2 separate regions of the Homo sapiens genome follow, and region 2 is linked to region 1. A link is an interaction called in ENCODE POLR2A ChIA-PET data of the cell type or tissue named here. Cell type or tissue: HepG2. All regions are shown on one strand. Each heading gives the region's core, and the rest is flanking DNA. Links, peaks and the distances in the headings are about the cores only. Region 1 holds the start of LOC105379091 (a long non-coding RNA gene). Region 2 overlaps LOC101929710 (a long non-coding RNA gene).

Region 1 (9,478 bases), core at 2,358-7,357:
GCTGGGGGATGAAGTTTTGTGAAACTTGGTTTAGCCTGGGCTTATTTTGGTGCCTGAGCCCAAATATTTCTTGCCTCTTTCTGCTCCTACTCTCATGCCACTTTTCATTCTTTATTTCTTTTCTTTCTTTTTTTTTTTTTTTCTTTTTTTGGAGACAGAGTTTTGCTCTGTCACCCAGGCTGGAGTGCAGTGGCATGATGTCGGATCACTGCAACCTCCACTTCCTGAGTTCAAGCGATCCTCCTGCCTACAGGTGCATGCCACCATGCCTGGCTAATTTTTTTGTATTTTTAGTAGAGCTGGGGTTTCACCATGTTGGCCAGGCTGGTCTCAAACACCTGACCTCAGGTGATCCTCCCACCTCAGCCTCCCAAGTAGCTGGAATTACAGGTGTGTGCCACCATGCCCAGTTTTGTTTTGTTTTGTTTTGTTTTTTTGAGGGAGCAGGTCTCGCTATGTTGCCAAGGCTGGTCTTGAACTCCTGGCCTCAGCCTCCCAAAGTGTTGGGATTGCAGGCGTGAGCCACCATGCCCAGCCTCACACCACATCTTGATGTGGGCCTTAGCTTATTTTTATGTAGCTGTTAGCCCACTTTTGTACTTGCCTTCTCAGCTTCCCTCAAGGGGCCTAGAAGGCATCAAAGTCAAGACAACTCTAAAAGTTTATTTTGACAAATAGTCTAAAGCCATGACTATCTGTTGTAGAAATATCTGGTCACTTTAGCAAAAACACAAAGCAAATATACATTGGCTGTAGATCTCACATGAATTTTATCATTTCTTGCCATTAAGCTTATGCTATAGAAGCCTGCCAGTTGGGGACAAGCTGTGAAATTTGGGTTTTATAAGCAGATATACCAGGAAGGTACAGGTGATACTGTTCTTTTTAGTTCTTGTGATTGTCCTTTGGGCCAGTAGCAAAGAAGCCATCCTGGCAGAGGAGCTGACTTTGAGGTCTGCAGACACCCAAGGGGCTCTTGGATAGAATTCCAAGGTTCTATAAACTTGGATGGGGAAAGACCCACTTATTTGTTTTCACTAACCTGTAACTAAAATTTAGCAATTTTTTCAATTAAGAAGGCAGGTAACTGTCTTAGTCCATTTGTGTTGCTATAAAAAAAAATCTAAGTCTGGGTAATTCATAAGGAAAAGAGGTTTAATTGACTCATGGTTCTGTGGGCTGTATAAGAAGCATGGTGCCAACATCTGCTCCTTGTGAGGGCCTCAGGTTGCTTTCACTGAAGGCAAAAGGCAGTGGGGAACCAACAGGTGCAGAGATCACATGGCAAGAGAAGCAGCAAGAAGGAAGAAAGAGGGAGGTGAGAGGCTCTACTTTTTTTTGAGACTGAGTCTCTGTTTCCCAGGCTGGAGTTCAGTGGCGCGATCTCGGCTCACTGCAATCTCCGCCTCCTGAATTCAAGCAATTGTCCTGCCTCAGCCTCCCAAGTAGCTGGGATTACAGGTTCCCGCCACCACACCTGGCTAATTTTTTTGTATTTTTAGTAGAGACGGGGTTTCACCATGTTGACCAGGCTGGTCTCAAACTCCTGACTTCAAATGATCCACCTGCTTCGGTCTCCCAAAGTGCTGGGATTACAGGCATGAGCCACCACGCCTGGCCAGAGAGGCTCTTTTCAACAACCAGTTCTCTTGAGAACTAAGAATGAGAACTCACTTCTGCAAGAATGGCACCAAGCCATTCATGAGGGATCCACCCCCATGACCCATATACCCCCAAGCAGACCCCAGTCCCAACAGTGGGGGTCACATTTCAAAATGAGATTGAGTGGAGCCAAACAAACGATATCCAAACCGTAGCAGTAACAAACAACAATCAACACCTGTGACTCAGTCACCAACAGTTGTTGCTAATGCTTTGAAACATCATTTAAGTTCATCACCATTTTGAAGATACAATACTTATTTAAATCCATCAGTAGATCTTATTTAATGTATTAATAAAGAAGCATCTAACTATATCACATATTTTTAAAAAGTATTTGATAACTATTCTTCAGTATAATTGGTTTCTTTGGTATCCTATGTATTTAGTTTTATGCTTTTAAAAACAGCATTGTGAGAAAGAGTCAAGGGTTCTACAAGACTTCTAAAAGACACCATGTTTCTAAATCAAAGATTGGCACTCCCGGCAGTAGGTTTCTTGAATTGTCAGTTATAGATACATCAATCACAACAGAAACATGGTGGATGATAATGGCCAATGCTTAAGAAATTTAATTTAGGCATGGGCTTCTAATACGGGTTCAACCCTCCTGGGCTAAGACGCTTCAGTGAAAGGGTGGAGATAAAGAGAACCTACTGTCAGCAAGCTTTCAGAACTGCAAGGCAAACCATTGCATAACCACAGGCTTGATTCACTAGTTGGCCACCTTTATTCAGCTTGTTGAGATTACAATATTCTTGACTTCAAGGATGATTACAGGTTACTAGGCCTTCAGGTTCAAAATTGCCCTCTGCAGCTTTTGTGAACTCCCCTGACTCCCTATGTATTGCCCATTGAGTTCCCTGATTCCTTGTCCTAGAAGTTCTAACATAACTTTGACTTAGGGTTTCATTTAGAACTTTACAAGAAATAAGGTTGTCACCAACAGAAATTGACTCTGTAATGTCAGGTCCTACTGGACTTGAGATTATTTTTCCCTCAGTTTCAGCTGATTCATATTCTCAATGGCTCACTCAGTTATGACTCAATAATGATGATATCATTTTAAATTATAAAATTTGAAGAGAACCATGGACAGAAATAGAAGGGGAAAACATGTAAAATGAATAAGAATAAAAAGAAAACATGTCAAATGAATAACAGTGTTCCTTTGTCTTGGTATAAAATGGAAACTTTTCTAATAATAACACATAATTTACATGAGTGCTTTTATAGTCATTATTTGGTTTGATGTCCATAGCAACTCTGTGAGGTAAGCAGTTGCAGAAGCTGAATCTCAGAGAACCTAAAGGACCAGCTGGAGGCCTCAGACGAGAAAGCAAGTCCTGACCCAGGCCAGGGATTCTTCTGCTCTCTGGGCCTGGTCTTCTTCTCACAACACAACATCTGAGGAACCCAGAGCCCTTTGGTGAAACTAAATAAAATGACATAAACAAAAACAAAGAACTGTGTGCTGACTGAAAAGTGAATGAGATTGAGTAGCAAAATACTAAATATAGGCTGGGCATGGTGGCTCACACCTGTAATCCCAGCACTTCGGGAGCCTGACGCGGGTGGATCACCTGAAGTCAGGAGTTCAAGACCAGCCTGGCCAACATAGTGAAATCCCATCTCTACTAAAAATACAAAAAATTAGCCAGACATGGTGGTGCACACCTGTAATCCCGGGTACGTGGGAGGGTGAGGCAGGAGAATCGCTTGAACCCGGGAGGCAGAGGTTGCAGTGAGCCGAGATAGCACCATTGCACTCCAGCCTGGGCAACAAGAGTGAAACTCCGTCTCAAAACAACAACAACAAAAACTAAATATAGGCACAATGCCCAAGTTTTCTGGGAAAGCTCTTAATGTTCATAACACTCACAGAAGAGAGAAGAGGACAGAGAAGGATCATTGGCCATTCTAAGGAAAAGAAAGAGATGATCATGTACATGAAAGGTAGGATCCAGCAAAAGAACCTGGAGATCAGAAACAACAGAGAATCTACCTTAAGTTCTATCTCAATTTTTAACAAGTTTACTGCTGATCTACTCATACGTTTGCTTTGTTTTGATATATATACACACACATAAATATATAAATAATATCTGCATGTATATTTGATGCATTTTTCATGCTGCCACTACATAGTATGATCTATGATGCAAATAATAATGGCTTGGGTTTTTAAATATAATTTCTATATAGTTTGTTGAATCACATACAACAAAAAATATCTAACATGTTTGGTTCTATTCACAAATAAGTAAATAACTCCAGGTCTTGGTTGTTTTTTATTGCAATTGGGACAGATTTTTGTTTTGTTTTTTAATTATCTCTTTCCCATCTACAGGGAAAACTTCGTGCTCATAAAAAGAAAAGGAGGCTGGAGGGCCCTGGCTGGTCGCTAAGCATTGTACATGCAGCCAGTTGCTACACAGGTTTCCTGATCCTGATTTGAATCTCAGGGGCCAGAGCTGTGTGTGTTCCACAAAAGGCCCTTTGAAACTCCCTTCCCTTCCTGGTTTGACAAAGCCCTAGACGAATGACCTTTGAGGGACGGACGCATTGGTTTGGCTTGGCCTCTGATCTCTCATGAAGGACTGTGAGCCACACTTGTCTGCCTGGGATCTGCTGCCTACTTCCTCCATTTTATTTAGCTCTTTGGTTATTTTCCTAATGAGCTGTCTGTTTGTCTCCAGCCTTCCAGCCAGAAGATGAATGTTTGCAAATCATAAACTAAGTATGTAGCACTTCGGACCTAAAAGGAGTGGTTCCATACGTTGTGAAATCCACCTACTCTGGAGCACTTGCCGGGGCTGTCCCTTTATAGTTTGGCCCTTGGCTGGGCAGTCATGCTACCCTCCAGTGAGAGCTGTCCCCAGCCTTGCATTTACATTCTCCCAAATGCCCACCTCCATAGCTGCCCTTCTTCATCTACCCCACCTTGCCAGATGTGCTTAGGAAGCTAACAGGCAGACCACGTACATACTTAGGGCAGCAGCAATTCACAGAAGAAAAGGAAAAATTAAACATATTTTAATCAACCAGGTGGTTACCATGGGAGAAATTTTTATATTTATGTTGTGGCTTTGAATAGCTTTCATTTTGAAGATGGGGTAGCAGAAAACGAATCTTAATATCTTTGATTCATGGAGACTTTAAAGGTCTTTATCAGGTACTGCTTTCTAGAGTTCTACAGACTGATTTTTGCTCCTCCCTGCTTCCCAGTGAATCTTGTACCCCAAGTTGATGTGACTCAGGAGTTAAATCCTGCTGGAAATCTGGAACTTGTCAAGCCTTGATCTGCCTTAACATGAACTATTTAGCTCCTATTGTTCCACCCTTGCATGACCCCAATTAAGGCAATAATAGAACCCAGTACTTTCAGAGTCTTTAAAGCCAAATGATAAAGCTTTATTCCTTAGTTTTGTGGTAGTTTGGAATCTTCATTTTCATGGAGTTGATGAACACTAAGTATTTACTCTCTTCACATATGCAAAAAAAAATTGTATGACCCCAATCTCTCCTGTCTTCTAAAAGACTTAAGTGCGTATTTTCACTAGATCCTACATAGACCCACTATATAAAATGGGCATTGATATTTTTATTTTTAAGACCTAGTAGGTGCTATGTAACCAAATTCTCCTAAATTGTAAGATGGAGTTGACACACCAAGGCAGAAGCACCTGTGGACATTACGCCCATAGGAGTCAACTTGGGTGGGTACATGGTTGCTGCGCTGGTTGGACCATTTCTGCTCTAAGTCACACCAGATGAGGTTGAGAAGGTTAGGAGTTGACTTAGCAGCTGTTAGTTACTACCAAATGCTGTGTGAGCACTAGATCTCAAAAAACTTTGAAATATATATGTGTGTATATATACATGTATGTATATAGTTGTGTGTATATGTATATGTATATATACAGTGTATATATACATATTTGCACACAAAATAAACCAGGTAGACAGTGTACATCTCTTAAAGGAATTACAACAGCACTTCACAATAAAATTTTAAAAACTATATTGCCCACAGCATTTAAAATATAGTGTAGGTATTTTTGACAGCTTTATGAAGTTTTAGAAAAAATAAAACTATATGCAGAAGACCTAATGATTTGATTTACAATGCCAATTTTAAAATTATATTTTCAGAGTTCAAACAACCAATACATACCCTCACCCCCAGCGCCCCAGGTATCCTTTCCTTGGTAACCTCATGCTGGGCAAGAACAAAGGGACTGAAGTGGCAAGATCTACTCCACAGTCTGTGCCTACTCCTTCTCCTTCTACCCTGACAGGAAGAAATCATGGGGCCTGAGATTTCTGTAAACATGAGGCTCTTGCTCAATGCTCTGGGGAACATAAACCCCAAGCCCTGGCAGAGGGGAAATCTCCTCCCACTTTCTAAAACTAGACAGTCGGGCCTAATATGAACCATGGAGTTCAGCAGCACCAGAGCGATCCTGAGTGGTCACAGTGTGTCCACATCAAATCGAAACACACAGGCAATTTGGGTACATTTCCCCTGCCAGTTTAGGATGGAAATGAGAGTTGGAAGAAAGGTCTCAGGAGCCCCAACCTTTTACCCTCCAGGTCACTGGTCACCTCCTTAGGACCTCCAGGACAAACTGCTCCTCTCTGTGGTGTGGGATTTGCTTGCGGAGACAACACGTTTGTTTAGCCTTACACATGAATGCAGAGCATATGGAGAAGTAAACCTCACTGACCACTGCTTCCCCAAGTGACTTCTCTCCCACGCCCCTCATGGAAAGCCCTACAAAGGAAAAATCAATCTTCTCAGCTTTAAACCTGCCTTCTGTCCTCGTCAGATGTTGCCAAGCACGAAGTGTTACGGGGGCTCCTATCACAAAGCAAACAGAGCTGGAGCAGCCGGAAGGAGAGCTGCTCTCTAAAAGCTTTTAAACACTGTTATATTTTTAAAACCACTTACTGAAGAGGTGAGTTATTTTCTACTCCTCCTTCCCCAGAAGCACAGACATTAAGGTTACCTAGAAACTTGTCCAGGAAGCATGTGGCAAATAACAACCATGCAATAGAAACATCCGGATTTGTCATCTAATAGGAGATGGTATCAGCAAGGTCATATTTGGATAGAGGTGGAAGATGAAACTTCATTAGCTTGCATGCCCCAGCTACTGGGGGGCCATTCCCATGTGCTCTGGAGGAGGGAGACTTTGCTTTTATCTTGGCTGGGAGGGCCTTTGATTGGTACAGGTTGGAAATGAGTAAGATCTGAGATTGACGCTTCTTGTACTGAAGACTGCCTGTGGGAATAAAAAGCAGAGGGAGAATAAAAAGACATGAGATGGGGTCGCCTCTACCCTGGAAGAACATCTAATCTGTAGGATGGACGAGATGGGATGTACACAGAGAATGACCTGAGAACAAAATTGTTTTTTTAAGTTTCAGAAGCAAAATAATATTCCGTGAAGGACCAGAAGGGGGACAGGAAGACTTCTTAGTGAAGGTGGTTTTAAATCAGGTCTTGAGAGACAGTGAGAACAGCAGAGAATATGGGAGAGAAGGGATGGGGTGGCTGGCATGGTTCTGTTAGCGAGTCACATGTGCTGAGGACATGGATGTGGTGCTGTTTACTTTGATATTTCATTTCCATTATTGTAGGAGAAGGAAAGGGAGATGACGCCTCTTTATTTTTATAACTTTAGCTCCAGACTTTCTAAAAAAAAGTCTTCATTTCATGAAGGCAGTTTTGCTGTTTCCAAAGAGCTTATTCCTAATGCGTATTTCCAACCAACACCCTCTCTGTGTCAGATGAGGTGATAACATTTGTAATTGCAGAGAAGCAGAAAAGTGTGACTCACCTGTTTCACCACGAAGACTTTGCCGCAGACGTGGGGTTTAGGGAGATTCAGCTGGTATGAAAAAAGCAGCAGGAGCAATGGGCCACTGGGAAAAATGGTCTAGGGATCTTTGCTGCACCCAGTTTCCTCTTGCTTTATCCCAGAATATACCCTTTTTCCAATTCATCATAAAGAAGGGGGACTAGTGAAACTCAGGAATTCTGGAAGTTAAGCTATCTGCAAACTTATTCTGAGGAATCAGTGCAAACACACAGGGCCAGCTATGGGACAATGCCTGGGCTTTCTACACTGACTTCTTTCCATTCGATGGTCATCAGTTTTATCAGGGGCATCAGGGCTTCTGTGTAAGTCACTAAAACATGGCCGAAGGTACTTGAGCAACCACAAAAAAATTTGACGCTAAAAATATAGGCAGGAAATCTCCACATGCAAACAATTCTCAGGAAGAGGAGAGGGGTGCGTCATAAAAGTCCGGCTGACATTCTACACTCCTCTCAAATTACATGCAGCCAGTGCCGTCGGCCTGAAAATATTGAGCAATATTCCAGCCGTCCTCTTGTCACATGTACTTCATGAATGCTGGGCTCATCAGGCAGAAGCACCCAGGCATCAAAACACTCGCCTGAGAATTGAGGAACGTGGCCACCGTCTTCTTGGCGAGACCTCGACTGTAGGAAGCACCTGACCTCAGCTCCTCTGAAAATGGAATGAAGCATTTTACAGATCTGTACCTGGTCTTCCCCAGTCACTTCAAAAAGGATAAGAGGCAGGAGTTTAAAGTATGAGTTGGAAGTTGAAAGATTTAGTGGCCCTTCTGACATCCCATGGTCTCAGGAAATTCAGTTAAGCTCTCTGCGAGTTTCCATTTCCCCATCGCTGAAATGATGTGAATTCATGCTACCTATTCGGCGGATATTAAAATGCAATAGACCTAGGCATTGTTCTATGTATGGGAGAGTGTATGTGTATTGATAACTATTGTTTTCTTTTCCAGACTTACTGTTCTCACTACCCTGATGTATCCAGATCAGTTAAAACCTATTACTTAGCAAAGTTTCAGTTTGAATTTGTGTCCTCTCACACACACATAAAACACATACACACACACACTCAAAAAGGATCAGAATTCTTTTTTCTTTTCTTTTTTTTTTTTTTGAGACTGAGTCTCGCCCAGGCTGGAGTGCAGTGGTACAATCTCGGCTCACTGCAATTTTTGCCTCCCAGGTTCAAGCGATTCTCCTGTTTCAGCCTCCTGAGTAGCTGGGATTACAAGCACCTGCCACCATGCCCGGCTAATTTTTGTATTTTTAGTAGAGATGGGGTTTCGCCATGTTGGCCAGGCTGGTCTCAAACTCCTGACCTCAGATGATTCACCCGCCTGGGCCTCCCAAAGGGCTGGGATTACAGGCATGAGCCACCGCGCCCGGCCAGAATTCTTTTTTTTCCTTTCAACTACAATATGTTTTTCTGAGTGAGGAAGAAAGAGAATTTACATCACAAGGCAAAAAATACTCATAATATTGCATGCATCCATGGGAGAATATATTACAATACGAGCACCATTTTCCCTGGGTGCCAGGGGTGGGGCAGTTTAGCTGGAAAAGCTAAATTCTGCTCCACTTGGATTGAAAACGTTCAGATGTTTTGTTTATGTGTTTGCTTTCTTGCTTATTCACCTACGACATCTAATCCTTTAGTCTGAATAGTATCCAGTGAATACACTCCTGTCCCTCTCCTCAGTCCTCACCCAAATGCAGTAAAGCAAGAGATCAGCAGGGCAGCCAGAGAGCCCACACCAGTGAGGCCAGGAAAGAAAACAGAGCTCAAGAGGGTCCACATGAAGGTTTCCTTCCTTATCTAGTCCCCAGAGGCTTTTTTTTCTAAGTAAAACTCCCAAAGAACTAAAAACAAAGGAAACACAAAAAATTCAACGTGGTATAGAAATTTCGGTAGAAGAACTTTTATTGAAC
Region 2 (9,478 bases), core at 1,459-6,458, 340 kb before region 1:
TTAAGAGAAAAGATCACTCTCCCCTTTTCAATAACACAATGTCTTTTCATTAGAAGCCTGAAATAGCAGGGTTTTTCTCTGCTGTTCCATTCCTTCGAAACCCTACTCATAATTAGCTTCCCACAACTCCTCCTAGGTTTCTTCCACCATTACTCATCAGCCCGGTCTATTTGTTTTACAGATTATGTTTTCTCAACCTCCATCAGTTTCACCAAGTTTAGTACCAACTTTTTAAAGTCCATATTGCACATCTTTGGGGAACGTAGGTACTTCTCCCTTATTATTATTATTAAATGCTTCCAAGTTCATCTGATATATTCACAGAGGTTCTTAATCTGAGATATGTGGCTGTGAGGGTTTGTGGATAAAATCAAGTGATCCATGAGTTTAGGCAGGAAAAATATTGCATATATTTATTTTAATTAACCTCTAACTGAAATTTAGCATTTTCTTCTATTATTAATGTAAGCAGGAAATCACAATGAAATAAAGAGAACAGCAGCTACTTTTATATTGCATTTTAATTGTTTCAGGTATATCAAATTTCATTTATGCTCATCACTAGTTAAAATTAGATGTGCCACTAGATCAAATGTTTACAAATAAACACATATGTCACAAATTTAAAAAATATTTTTGTAACCCTTTCAATATAATTTGTGTCCTTTGTAACCCTGTATTTTCTATGAAAAAGAACATATTATTCTGAGAAGGGATCCACAGACTTAACTAAGCTGTCCAAGGAAATAATTCTACAAAAAAGCAAAAAAAAAATTTGTGGAATAGCTAAAAGTCTCTACACCATAATAATGAAAAGATTAAAAGCAACCTAAATGCCCAATAACAGAAGACTGGTGAAACAATGCAGTCACTAAACATAATGCTGTAGAAGACTATTTAAGGGCATATGTGGAAAGGTGATCACGATATATTATGTAAAAAAAAAAGGTTGTGCATAATGTGATCTTTTTTTGTAAATCAAACACAGTCACATATACACCTACACCTAAAAAAACAGAAAATAGATGTCAAGACACACACAAAGATGCTAAGGTGGTTATTTACAGATGGTGGGAACTGTGAGTAATCTTTTTGCTTATCTCAGTTGTAGAAATTTTATATGAACTTGTAATTATTTTTGCAAGAAAAATCAATAAAAATTATTATCTTTAAAATAAATGAAGTCCTAAGAAAGGATTCAAAAAGATATATAATTCTTAATAATGATCAACTATGCACTCATTCATTCAACAAATACATCTCAGTTCAACAGTCAATATTATAGGAGGAATTAATGCTATCTACTGGATTCACTATCATTAGGGAAAAAGATCTAATTTTCATACCACTGATTTAGCAGCTGAATGAGTAAAACTTTTGGTTAAGCACCATTTATCAACTTTCCAGCCAATGCAACCTAAAGTCAATGCTATCTTTTGCACAAATACCAGATATTCACGCCTCTCAAAAACTGTCCCACCAATCAATAATAATTTTGTCTTCAGAAAGTTTTGTTTTGTTTTGCTAATTTGTATTTTTGTTTTTTTGTCTTATAACAAAGCAAAATTAAATAAATCCTCTCATACAAGTCATCCTATTAAAAATAAGCATAATCTATTACAACTCTCTTCTGAATTTACATTTCCCATGAGAAAAACTCTTTCCTCCACAATTATGTCATATTTTATATAATGTTGAATAATTCTGAATCATAATGTCACTGGAAAAAATATTCATTGTTATTTTATTTTTATATGTAGGTATTAGGAATTCCAAAATGCTACTGGGATAAATATGTCTATCATACCCTTTATATGTTAATAATATCATATTAACTGGAAAAAAATGTATTAGGTTTTAAGAATGCTCCTAAGTGAAGATTTTGTGACTTTAAAATACAACTTTTCTAAAATTAGACATTCATCTAATATTCAAGATAAAGTAATTGGCCTGATATCATTGGTTGTATTCATAAAAGCACCAGCATTTACATACAAAATGAATGTCATCTCCTCTATGTAGTCACCTTGGGAGACCTCAGACTAGTTTCAATGACATTTCCCTTTGCTCAGAACAATTTTAGGACCTCTCTTTTGGAACTGTCTTTAAGCTATTTCATCTTATTTTATTTTATTTTATTTTTATTTCATCTTATTTTAAACAAATATCTCAAAAGATAGCCAAACTTTGCCCCTTAAAGTTGGATTTGTCTAATCAATAATTAAAAACAACCTACCGTAGGAGATGGGGCCCTGGGGGCATCAAGGAGAAAGAAGTAGACAGGACAGTAGATTGGGGGATGCACTGTGACACTTTATATTAGGGGTAATATTCAACACATTCAACAATAGCTAAGGCTGAACACCGAGCAGTCAGAACTGGTGGTATTGGAGCAGGGACCTGGAGGACCTTAACCCAGATCCATGTATTAACTCTACAGTAGCTGGATTACGAGGTGTTTGAAATGTTCTAGGTGGTCCCATAGGGAAAAATGTAGGAGTGGGGATGAGTGGACACATTGGGGTTTCTGAGCTGTGGCATTTACCAACCAATAAAGGAGAATATGGGTTTTTAATATCCACTGAATATTGGTCCTTTCAAAAAGTAAAGTGGTCATTGCTGTTTCTGTGTGGCTCGTGCATTGATTCTGAAGGCATTGCCCAAGAGTTGTTTGAAAGTGTCGAGCAACAGCAGCAATATTGGAATTAATGTGCAGGATCCCAGGATAACTATTTTGGAGAGTACTATTTAGCTAAATATTTATTCTCTAAACTCATTAGAAACAGGCTCTATTCCTTTTTCGTTTTCCTGCACTAGCACCAAACACAACACTTAGCACATAGTTGCTAAATAAATAGTTGTTGAGTGAATGGCATATTTGTTAAAGAAAAATAACTTCAAAGTGAAATCTCATAAAGCTTTTAAAATTATTTTTATTTTTTATTATAGTAGGAAAATAATTCATTTTATTGCAGATAATTCTAAACATCTCTTTGAATAGACTAATTCACCAACATTTATTCCTGACTCAAAAATACTTTGGATATCTGCCTACTTTTCTCTGGAAAGCAGTCCTTTTCAATGCTCTTTTATTATTACATGACTTGAAAAGCCACACGTAGATGTGAATCTGTGTTTAACTCCTTTAAATTCCTATTATTTCTAGCCAAAAAGAACCTTCCTTTATAGTTTTATAGTAGATCAGACTTAAGCTGGGGATAACATACTGTGGCTGCTGGCCAACATTTATTAGGCTAAGGGTGTCTAGTGCTGTGCTAAGCATTTAATATGTCATTTACTTCTCCTAACAACCCCTTTACAGTAAGGAAACTAAGCCACAGAGGAACTAAGCAATTTCCCCATATTATACAGCTAGTAAGTGAGGAAGACATGTTTTGAATGCAGGCAATTAGATTCCAGAGTTGAGCATCCTTGATCAACACAGTATAAGAAGAAGCAGGAGCTTATTTGTGTTCAATTAACAGGTAAGAATTAAAGGATATCCTGTATCTAAAAAGTACCTTAGAGCTCCCATTACACTCATTATCTGTTTATTGAACACATATGATGTTCCAGGTACTGTTCTAGGTTCTGGGAAGGCAAGTAAGGGACACAGTCTCTTTCCGGTTGGCAGATATAGCATCTAGAAACTTACTCTAGTGTTCTAGGGCAACTTTTTCCACTACTCCAAATGGGGGAAAACTGACTAGCCCTTTTTCGGTTTGAATTCTGGATTCTGAGCAATCATCATCTTAAATGAATTTCAAAATAGACATATCTATAGAGAGGAGGACATCTACTGCTTTCTTCCTTCTGGATTCCCCTGGGGCAATATTTGATCTCCTTTGACATCCTATCCTTATAAGGATAATAATAGAGAAAGGAGAAGGTGGAAGATGGGAGTGAAGCACATGGGTGATTTGGGGTACAGGTATCATGCAAACTTCCCATTCACACGGGCAGCTTTGTCCTGTTACTGCAGGGTTACCTCTGAGAAAGCTGGTGTTCAGCGCCGATGCCCCCAGACTAGCTGTTTTATCTACAAATATGTTTTAGAAGGCATTTCCAGTTATAGAGTGGCCTTATTTATTATCATATTCAAGAACAATAGTAACAGTAACTGAACTTTGTACCTTTCTAGACTAAGTTGTACTTTAAAGGGAGGTTAATAAGTAACCAAAGAGAAGGCTACCGGAGAACTAAAGCTGGAATAGTAAACTGTACTAAATGCTCAAACAAGCTGAGAGAGAAAAATATTTTCACCATAAAATTATTGACATATGTTGAAAGGTTGGTCTGCTGTAGGTGGAGTTAGTGACCCCATCCCATCCCTGCTCTGCTAAGATTTCAAGGTAAAATAAGAGTTTTCTAACAACAACAAAATACAGTTATTTCCTCTTTTCTCTGAAAACCAAAACTCTGAATATTCAAAGTCATCCTAATGTTCTCAATTACTTATTTTTAAATTTATTTTCTTATTGTGTAATATGTGGCCTTAAATTTTTTTTTCTGGAACAAAATTCATTATGTATTTTAAATAGAAGCAAACAGACCAAAAAAATAGGTACATCAAGAATTGGGAGAGTCCTCTGTAAAGATTTGGTCTATGTAAACCTACAACTTCCTTTGGGAGAAATCATATTTAAGCTGTGTTCGGTCACTTTCACTTTAGTGTGAAGGAATATTTGAATCTTTCTGAAGAACAGATTTTTACTAGAAGACAGAAAGTAATATTTCTCATCCTTTTTTGAGAAGTAAATGTTTCCAGTCCTTTCCTTTGTTCTTTTTTCTTGTTCTTGGCCCAAGAACAGGACTGCTTTAACTTAAACAATGAACACCAAAGCCTTTCTTTCTCAAAAATAAAATGATGAGATATATCCATCTTCTATCTTGTGAGAGAGAAATCATACTTAAATCTCAAATTTAAAGAGAATCTCTCCTACACACTTTTATTATACTCAAGGGAAAATAATCAAGTTGACCAGCCTATAGTCACATAACCCATGAGAATAATGTCAAAGGGTTTTTATCAAAGAGATTATAGAAAACCAGTCCCTTTGGCTCATGGAGTATGTCTGGTTTTTCTTTAAACCTTCACCTCTTCTGTGTTTAAGTCATAAGACCAGTAAGACATGATGCTCAGAGCTTACTATTTTAAGTCTAGGAATGATATGGAACATGAAAAATGGACATGACAGCACACAATTGTGCTTTGGGGAAACCATGATGTAATATCCTGAAAAACAAATTCAAGTCATAAAAATGTAGTTTACTGACCCCTGGAGAGAACTGTATCCACAGGTCCGGGAATGATGTCTTGTCAAACACCCTCACTCCACGTCTGAGCCCTTTTGCTCCATGTGGTTTTTCCCTCAGGGATCATTATTGGGCTTCATAATGATTAGTTTGTGTATGAAAAAGGAAAGTTCAAGACTATAATTTCATACATACTTAGAAAAAAATCATATAAAGAAAATTCAGTAGTGAGACAAGTAATCTCCTGGAGCCTGCTGTGACCAAGAGGATACCTATGAGAAGGACAGGCTGATAAATGAATGTGCCCAGCACACAAGGAGGAGGAGAGCCATGTGGAGGAAAGCCTTGTGTCCCCACAGCTTGGGGAGCGCTGCTTTCCTGGTCCCCACTTCAGAAACAATGTAAGTATCCACAGAGAAGCAGAGAGCAGCTATTAAAGCAAATAAGTATGAGACAGCCTAAGTCAGAAATTCACTGACAAAGGGAGGGGCAAAGGGAAAGGGCATATTTCTTTTAATTTTTGCAACTATTCACTTATAGAGATACTTATCAAAAACAGCCTAAGTGAGAGGTACACTAAATGAAGTCCAGAGGTAAAACCAGATTGAGCATGGAGGGGATAGAGACAGGAGGAGGGCCTGGGAGGCAGGATGTGTGACCAGTCTCTCATCAGCCCATCTCTGCAAAGGCCGCCTTCTCTACAGATTGCCAAGTCATCTCACCTGGAGAGGCAGCATCGCCTAGAGAAGGGAAAAACCTGTCTAATTTCTAGGTTGGGCCAGCGTGGTGATTCACACCTATAATCACAACACATTGGGAGGCCAAGGCAGGCTGATAGCTCAAGCTCAGGAGTTTTGACACTATATTGCCTGGGCAATATAGTGAGACCCCATCTCTACAAAAAATACAAAAATTAGCCAAGTGTGGTGGTGCACACCTGTGGTCCCAGCTACTTGAGAGGCTGAGATGGGAGGATCACTTGAGCCCAGAAGGTTAAGGCTGCAGTGAGCCATGATCCTGCCATTGTACTCCAGCCTGGGTGACAAAGCAAGACTGTCACACACACACAAAAAAATGTCTAGGTTGGCCCCTCACCTGGAGCCAATTACTTAATGTCCCTGTGCCTCAGTTTTCTCATTTGTGAAGGGGGTAGCAATAGGACATGCCTCAGTTTGAAGATACCTACAACAATGCTTGGCACATAGCAATGGCTCACTAAATGTTAGGTTTTATTATATTCTTGTCAACAGTCATGTCAACATACGACTTCCCTTTTAAAAAAAGAAGTGTTGAAAATCTGTCCAGCCCCTTCCAGCTGTACTTAAGGTTTAATGAAAAGGAGAATGACTTCCCCACTTTCCCTTCCTTGGGTAAAATAACTTGAGGAGTTTTCTACAGTTTTTAAAATTTGTATTCATCTCTGTATTCCTCTACAACAAAAATAAACCCCTCAGAAAAGCAGCATGAAAACTGACATCTGCGTGTTTTTCAGAGTAGACAGCTGAGTAGGGGAGAAGTTGGGAGACTGTGTTCCACTTGGGACAGAAAATTAAGCAGGAGAAACTGGGAAAGAGAAGGCTGTGGGAAAAAATAAGGGAATGGCAGAAACAAGCAAGGGTTGCTCTCTGGATTTGAACTGGGACAGATGCCTTTAGCCTGATAAAAAGTAAGTTGCCCTGACCTATCACCTAACCCGGTGGTTCTGAGCTCAAGGAGGCAGTGGCCTAACAGCAGGGAGAAATGAAACTAATGAAAGTGCTGAACATGTGAACATAAAGGCCAAAAAATACAAGTTCAAGAATCATTTTGTAAGAGTCATAGTTGTGGCCTTCTTAATTGAGAATGTCTGTTAAAAGAGGCATATTCATGATTTTCATATCATTCCTTCAGTCAAAAGCATTACTCTAATAAGCAGTCATCATCCCTAGACTGAACTAATGTAACAGTCTGCTAGCTGCTCTTCCTCACTCCACTCTTAGCTGACCATGCTCGATTCTCTAAACAGAGCCTGAGTTATTTTTATAAGATAAAAAGGTATTTCACTCCCTGATTAGATATATCACATTTAGAAGAAATTCAAATTTCTACCGTGACCTGCAGGACCCTGCGTTATCTGGCCCTTGCCTTCTTTTTGACCTCATCTTGTATCCCCACTTTTTTATTGTAACGGTGCTTCACTGTTCTTTCATTCCCCAGCTGGTTCCTGCCTCAGGGCCTTTGCACTGGCTATTTCTTCCTCACAGCTGCTCACAGTGCTCAAGTCCTGGCTCAAGTATTACTACCTTTTTCAAACTACCCCATCTATAAAAGGCTCCCCCAATAATCTATCACTAACTAAAATTCTTATGTATTTATCTGCAAGTTTATTATCATTTTCCCCTTATTAGAACATACGTGAGATCAGGGATCTTATTTACTCAGCACTTAGTATTTTGTGCCTGGCATAAAGTAAGCTCCCATTAGGTATCTGTTGAATAAGTAAACAAATAATAAGCAAACAGAACCTAGACGCAAAAAGAAGAAAAGAAAAATGTGTTTATGAGAATATACTTCAAAAGGTTTGAATGGCTGAAAGGGTATTAGGAAAATTTTTCTCTGTGGTTAGAAATTCAAAAAATGTTAAGCAATGATCTAGATATTCAATTGATTGATGGCTTCTGTCTAGTTTCTTATGCCTGTAATTCAGATCCCAGCCTTCCATTAATGGTTGAAAACCTTTCAGACAATCTACACAGAGTTTGGGATAGAAACTTAATAGAGATAACTGTCCAGTTCAAAACTGCAGACTCTGAAAACCAGTCTATCAGAGGAACATGGAGCTATGCTTCCATTCTGCCCTATTCAATTACTAGAATAGTCACTCTAACTATTGAATGTAACAGAATGAAAATTCATGAAAATGAAAAATCATTTCAAAATAACAAAGGACCCAATAAAAATGATCTTTCAAGGGAATTTAATGCCATATTAAATGCCTGTATTTAATGCCATATTAAACTAATATGTGATTTGAGACTGGAAAGAATGAGTTGCTGATCTTGTAAATAAAAAATTTTGGCATGAACATGTTATCTGTTTGGCAATTTGCGCATCCATATTTTATAATTCGGTCATGACTCCTTTTCATTATGTGGGTCTAATTCCTCTATCAAGCTCAAAGTAAACCTTGTTTCATAACAATCAAATGCTTTTGGTTTGTGTTGATGTTCAGATAACTGATTGTTTCAAATATAACTTGTAAGTAACCAATAATAAAATGTTATATTGAGTAGATATTCAAATATTGATGCCATGACAAATTGCTATCTCTTTAAGAATTTTATAGAATCTGTCATCACAGATACTTCAAGATATTGCAGTTCACTTTGTCTGTTTTCCAAGGCTACAGACAACTTAACAGAATTTCCTGGGAGCTCACTGAACATATGGATTCCTCAGCCCTGTCCATGGAGATTCTGTTCCTACAGATCTAAGTTGAGGTCCAGGAATCAGTATTTGTTTAAAAGGCTTCCAAAGTCTTATTAAGCCTTGCCAGGGTTAGAAAATAGTGATTTTATTCCAACCTCCAACTCACTCCATCCACATTCCTAATGAATTGTGACTCAGAAGTGCGTTGGGCTCTTCTGGAGGAGGGTAATCACATCTCTAGTTTGTTAACCTTTATTGGAAAAGTCTGATTGTCCAAAGCTTTTGTTTATATTAAACTGAAATGGGTCTGCCAGCAACTTCTTCAAATAGGTCTAGTTCTGCCCTCTGGCATAACAAGGATTATTATATATGAAAGCCTCTCGTGTATTAATATAGCTTTCGGGTCCCCCACAAGTCTTTTCCTCTACAGCTAAACAGCTGGTTTCCACAACTGTTCTCAAATCTTTTATCATCCAAGGTATGCCTGCATCTTACTGAACCACCCATGCACTCTTTCCAAGGCTTTCCTCTCCACCACTGCCAGAACTAGGTCCCTAAACCAGTTTATGGGCCACTTGGCCCTGCACAGCAATGGAGTGGCATGTACCCTACACTGTGGCCCTCAAATGCTGATATGGCAAATTATGCCACAATATGAGGAAATTGTCACCAGTCCATGGTGAAATGAGAAAAATAAATAAGAACATTATGGCTAAGTTTATTCAATCTAAAAGATTGTACTTTCTATATCATGTCCTGCTCCAGTCCCTTTTTAAATTTAATTTCTTTTTTTAAAAAATGAAACTATAAGGAT

The links. Peaks named below come from ENCODE experiments on the same cell type or tissue, not always from the same donor. Only the 100,000 strongest peaks of a DNase experiment are listed, where the experiment ranks them.
Region 2: POLR2A ChIA-PET joins it to region 1 with 7 read pairs; 3 of 35 experiments call an interaction of 5 or more read pairs at or near these places.

What each region holds. Positions count from the first base shown.
Region 1 is chr5:95,860,108-95,869,585 of GRCh38, reverse strand. LOC105379091 (a long non-coding RNA gene) reads right to left here and starts at 7,802. Exons shown (of 3, transcript XR_001742813.2): 1 at 5,840-7,802. LINC01554 (long intergenic non-protein coding RNA 1554) reads right to left here. Exons shown (of 3, transcript NR_026936.1): 3 at 9,453-9,478. RefSeq lists enhancers at 5,662-6,163, 6,419-7,618. In HepG2, for the core only: no CTCF peak of the experiment used is centred there; DNase peaks (open chromatin) are centred at 4,265, 6,035 and 6,685; H3K4me3 peaks cover 1,742 bases.
Region 2 is chr5:96,194,617-96,204,094 of GRCh38, reverse strand. All of the region lies in intron 1 of LOC101929710 (a long non-coding RNA gene), which reads right to left. It also overlaps a transcript of CAST not described here. Among named protein-coding and RNA genes, the nearest start is that of MIR583, 120 kb to the right of the region's middle. In HepG2, for the core only: no CTCF peak of the experiment used is centred there; a DNase peak (open chromatin) is centred at 4,184; H3K4me3 peaks cover 830 bases.